Linked DNA regions of Homo sapiens: region 2 is linked to region 1. A link is an interaction called in ENCODE POLR2A ChIA-PET data of the cell type or tissue named here. Cell type or tissue: MCF 10A. All regions are shown on one strand. Each heading gives the region's core, and the rest is flanking DNA. Links, peaks and the distances in the headings are about the cores only.

Region 1 (2,925 bases), core at 227-2,726:
GAATGTGAAAGAGACACTAAGATAAATAAAATACAGAATGAGAAGACTAAATAGATAACTAACTGGAATCTCAGGAATATAAAAGAAAATCATTAAAAAGATACAATTTTTAGAACTATCAGAAAATATGTATTAAAAATCCCAAAAGTACAATATACTGAGATAAATAAAATCAGAATATATAAAAAGAAATTTGTGTCCAAACACACTTTGACAAAATTACAGAACATCAAAAACAAAGAGGAGATCTTAAATGAAGCCATAGAGCAAGGACAAACAGCCTACAAAAAGGAAACAATTTAAATGACTTCAGACTTTCCAACAGCACTAATGAAAGCTAGAAGATAATGATATTTTACCTCCAAAGTACAAAGGGAAAATATATAGTCAGTACAGAATTGTGTGCCCAGCCAAATACTCTTTTATGAAAAAGATAAAACAAGGATGGGTAAAGATAACAAAAACTGAGAGGGTATGCCACAAAGAAACCTGAAATAAAGAAAATTCTAAAGGATATGCTTCAAGAAAAAGGAACACGACCTTAAAAAGATGGTTTGGGATCCAAGTAAGAATGAACAAATGAAATTATAAAACAGTAAGCAAATCCAAAGAAATAACATCTGAATAAGCTAATAATAAAATAATACCTAGTATCTGGGTTAAAAAAAAATAAATATATAGAAGTAGAGAAAACAACAGGAGCATGTAAGTTTTGTTTGATTGTTTCTTTGTTTTTGAGACGGAGTCCTGCTCTGTCACCCAGCCACCGTGCCTGGCCCAGAAGCATGTAGGTTTTGAGGTGAGTGTTCAGAATCAAAATGCTCCAAAACCTGCTTTTGTTTTTTGTTTGCTTTTCATGGAAGAAGGTGCTTAGGTTATTGCTTAATTGCAGACTTTTGCTAATTTAAATGTACATGGTAAATTTCCAAGGTAACATCTAAATAAATGGAAATAGAATATATACATTCTAAGTAAGTACAGTAAAAGTAAAAAAGAAAAACTTATTAAACAAAGAAAGAAGGATGTATAAGGATGATAAAGTGTGACAAATAGAAGTCAAAAGTAAGGTGTGAAAAGAAGTTCAGTATATCAAAAATCATAAAGAATGTGGGCCGGGCATGGTGGCTCATGCCTGTAATCCCAGCACTTTGGGAGGCCAAGGAGGGTGGATCATCTGAGGTCGGGGGTTTGAGACCAACCTGACCAAAATGGAGAAAACCCATCTCTACTAAAAATGCAAAATTATCCAGGCATGATGGTGCATGCCTGTAATCCCAGCTACTCGGTAGGCTGAGGCAGGAGAATCACTTGAATTCGGGAGGCAGAGGTTGCGGTGAGCTGACATCGTGCCATTGCACTCCAGCCTGGGCAACAAGAGCGAAACTCCATCTCAAAAACAGAAAAAAAAAAAAAAAAAAAAAAAAAAAGAGTGTGAGTAGACTAAACTTGTGTTTGAATAATCCTGCCCATGGAAGGGCTCAGAAAAGATGGAATAGCTAACTATTGTTTTCTACTATATTAGACTTTTGACTTTTTAACCTTGATCATTTTGGTGTATTTTTAAAAATGGGAATGAAAGGTATTTTGGGCTGAAGTATGAAAGAAGGAGAGTAGAGAGAGGCAAGACGGGCTATTAGGATGTTATTACCATAGCCTGACTGACTGATGATAAACACACTTAAACTTTTTAAAAACTTCCTCAATCATTTCATGGAATGGATTCTGACGAAGAGAAATTTTGGTTCAGACGTCAGTATTAATTTTTAATATGTATTGCCAAATTTATCTGAAGGAAGTTTATACCCTTCAATGCTGTTACACATTTATAACATTTTCTTGTAAAAGTACTCATTGCATGCGTATCAAATTCAGGCACTATTCCAGTTTACAATAGGGAATAAGAGAGGCGAAGCTGCTGTCCTCATGGATCTGCCATTCCAGTGGGGAAAGGTGAGGAAGACAAATGGTATAAAAAGCAAATCAATAAATAATTTTATATGATAAAAAGTTAAGAGGAAAATAAAATAGGTGAGTTGATGGGAGGTGACTTCAGAATACATAGTAAGTGAAGGACCCTTAGCCAGGACTTGAGTGACCTGGAGGGACAGCCGGGCCTGGCAAAGGGATGGCAGTGTAAAGAGCCTGAAGTGGAATTACCTGGGTATCACCAAGGAATAGAAAAATGCCCATGTGGCCACTGCATAGTGAGCAGAGGGCTGGGTGGGGTAAGGAAGGTGTGCAGAGACCAGATGGTAAGGAGCTTGGGTTTTCTTTAAAAAAGACAACTAAGATTTATATATACAGCTATATCCATGGGAAGGAAAAAACAGACACCTGATGTACAGATCAAATTCAGAAGTGTGTCCTCATTCACACCATGTAGGAATCTCACCTTTACAAGCAGAGTTAGGAGCCTAGGGCTTTCTACATGCATCTTCTCAATTATAACAATCGCAGATGTAGATGTCATCGTCTCCATTTGAATGTCAAGGAAGCAGAGCCAGACAAGTCACACTGCTTGTAAATAGCAGAATCTGGCCTTAAATGCAAGTTGTGCTGAAGCACGTGTTCTTTCCAAACAAAGTTCCAGAGCCCATGTTCTTTCTATCAGAAGCTAAGGGACCACCCACCTGCATACTGGCATGATGAGGCTCTAGAAACTGACATGCAACCTCTTGGCCACCTAAACTTTGTAAAGGTGACTTGGGTTTCAGTATTTTACTTACCATTTATAATTTTGTGCCTCACCTATTTCCAAATATAAACGTGTGTGTGTGTGTGTGTGTGTGTGTATATATATATATATATATATATATCTCCTGTTATCCTATTTATGAACTAAAAATATTATAAGAAACTTGAAAAGTCAAGTGTGTGGAGTGTTACCGGCTGAAATGTGTCCCCACAAAATTCATGTGTTGAATT
Region 2 (2,925 bases), core at 249-2,748, 280 kb after region 1:
TGTCCCCCTGCCCTGGTTTGTGCAGGGAGAATCCATTCAGCTCCTGAGGATGAACACTTCTTTTGCAAGGTATTTGCAAACCACACCATATCCACCTTTTATTTAAGTTTTTGATTTGCTGATAAATGGCTTATTATCTTCAGAAAAAATATTAGCTAAGCCCAGATCTTTTACCTGTTTCCTGCCGAAAGTGGCCAGATCAAAGCTGATATCAAAATTTTATCCTAATAAACATTTCACATCAACTTTGAATAGAACAAAATAGTTAACCGCAGTTGTAATTTTTTAAAATGTTGAAATAATTGACTCAATGTGTGACTGGTGAGCTAAGCCAGTGCTAACCGGGGCAAACCAGCTGTGTCACTGTCCATGAGCCAATCTTCTGTCCATGGTCCCCACTGCACCCCTGGATGGGGCGAGGACGCTGATGGACTTGCAGAGAGGAGTCGGTGAGGCTGCATCAGCCCCAGACAGCAGGACAACCACTGGGAGCCCTCACCATGAGCAGAAATGTCACCTCCCCAGAGCCGAGGAAAAGCAGAAGGCATCCTACAAAAACCTTCACAAAGGTAAGTACTGACCAACAGAAAGTGTGGACTGTGGACTGTGTGGAATGTACCAGATAAAAGCAGAGACATTTGGATATGTTTCCTAAATGCAGTAAATGCTGAATGAGGTGAATGAGCATTGATGGAATCGGAGGCGATAAGAGCAGCAGGCACAGGACGAGTCCCATGGGGACGTGCTGGATAAACCAGACAGTGTTTTGACGATGCTACAGCCACGGCAGCACGAAGAAATCAGCAGTTAAGAAGAAAGTAAGATCATGAGGGGACTCAAAATTGGTATGAGCAATATGTTATTGTGTTTCTAAAGATGAAAACATTCACGGCGTAGATTATAAATATGCAGCTATTATCAATGATTCTGTACAAGATGTGTTATTATCTAGATTCTTAAACTAGTAGCTTAGATGCAACCATTATGAAATGATTGTACAGAAGGAATATAGGAGAATTGGGGCCTAATTAGGGTACAGGAAGCCTGATGGGAAGGCAAGGCTTACAAATGAATCTAGGGTAGGGGTTTGAATTCAGAGTGAGGGCTCATTTTTGACCCTGTTCTTGATCCTAAGAGGGTGTAATAAAGACCATATTTCTAAACTCATATATAATGCATATCTATCACTTTGTATAATTATAGTAGGTATATTTCATATATTTCTGAAAAATTGTATGCTAATACTTCTTTTTGGAAAGTCAAATTATGCTCTAAATGCACCAGAGGAGATAATGCATAGACAATTGCTTTGAAAAATTTTAAAGCACAAAAATATCAGTTATTAATGATAACATCTGCACCATAATCTGTGACCATAACTCTAACTTGGTGTTAAAAACTCAATATGTAAAATTACGATGACAGTAAAATAAATACTGATTATCTCTTTTTAAAAAATGAAGACCTCTCATGTAAAATAAATGCATTTCCTCACATTTTGTGTTTTTTATGTTTATGCTGTAGAAAATGAATTCAGCTGCTGCATCCCAGATGAGCTGGCCCAGAAACCAGTTTGTTCCAGCAGCCCAGACCTGACTTAGCTTATGAGCCTATGGGGAGCAGGAGCAAACACATAGATGCACACTAAAGAAAGTGAAAACAAAGATACAATTTGGTGGCTAACTGTACACAGAAGAAAAAGACTTCAGGCATCAGGAACCAACCAAAGAGCAGCCTGGGTGACTAAGAGATGTTACTGTCATCGCCAAAAAACTGGATAGTTTTGGAGTGAAGCCAGGCTGGGGTATACGGCCAGGAGGATAGTGAAACATCATGGATTCAGTTTCCTCGGATGAGCTTGGGTGTTCAAATCACTGACAATCAGCATCTCAGCCTGAGAGCTTACACTTCCGTCTTGTGAAGTTTTAACCGGTGTGAGTAGGTTTCCAAGAACCTGGTCATCCCCACAGGATCTGATGAAAATTAGTTCCTAGATCCACAAAAAAAGGAAGCAGGGCTGGAGGCCACAGCCGGCCTGATTCTCAACCATGTGCAATATAGGAAGACCAGCTTTAGCACAAGTCAGGGCCTCCAACCTGAGCCCAAACAGCTGTCCACAAGGAGCTGGGGCATGCGCCCCAAGCTGAGCCAACCCTCTTTAGACATCAGCAGCGGGCCAGGGTCGGCCAAAGCTCCTCATGATATGCTAACATACTCTATGACACCCTATTTTGCTGCTAGAAATGACTAGAGAGGAGAAAAGGAGCCAGAATGAATCATTATATTAATAGCTCTCCAATTCAAAATAAAACATTTTCTGAAAGTTTACTCTTTGAAGAAAATTAGCAAATCATTATTGAAAATTCAGAGTAAAGGTGATTGTCGTGTTAGACCCTGAAATGCACACAGCTACGGGAGACGCATCACAGTTTGTCGTTGAAGGACAATGGACACTCCTACGAATTCTAGTAGAAAATTGAGGTCTACATTAGCAAAAAAAAAAAAAAAAATTAAATCCATATTGAAACATTTAAAGATATGAGGAAAGAAATTGCATTTGAACTACTGTTTCAACAGATAGAGTATTCTCTGCCATTGACATTGTGCTCTCAAAAGAATCAGTGTTGTACCTGAAAGTGTTTCTAAGAGACAGAAAAATCACATGCTCACATGGCCACTCTCAACGTGGATGCTCCATCGTTGCTTCCCAAACCCCTCTATACATTCATGCCTAAAATTCCTCTAAGAACACAAACGTTTGAAAGCTTGGAGCCTGGGTGAGAAGCCAACAATGCAGCTGATGGCCGTGCCACCTCTTCCTGTAGATATGTCACACGTGTGTAGCTGTCACCGCGGCATTAGTCATATATTTTTCAGAGGAATGACACACACCAGAAGTACTAGATCACTTACATGTTAATTGCA

Evidence for each region. Peaks named below come from ENCODE experiments on the same cell type or tissue, not always from the same donor. Only the 100,000 strongest peaks of a DNase experiment are listed, where the experiment ranks them.
Region 2: POLR2A ChIA-PET joins it to region 1 with 6 read pairs; 2 of 35 experiments call an interaction of 5 or more read pairs at or near these places.

What each region holds. Positions count from the first base shown.
Region 1 is chr21:40,777,633-40,780,557 of GRCh38, forward strand. The region is part of intron 1 of DSCAM (DS cell adhesion molecule); the gene reads right to left. Among named protein-coding and RNA genes, the nearest start is that of DSCAM, 68 kb to the right of the region's middle. In MCF 10A, for the core only: no CTCF peak of the experiment used is centred there; no DNase peak of the experiment used is centred there.
Region 2 is chr21:41,052,616-41,055,540 of GRCh38, forward strand. No RefSeq gene overlaps it. Among named protein-coding and RNA genes, the nearest start is that of LINC00323, 94 kb to the right of the region's middle. RefSeq lists an enhancer at 1-1,038. In MCF 10A, for the core only: no CTCF peak of the experiment used is centred there; a DNase peak (open chromatin) is centred at 1,776.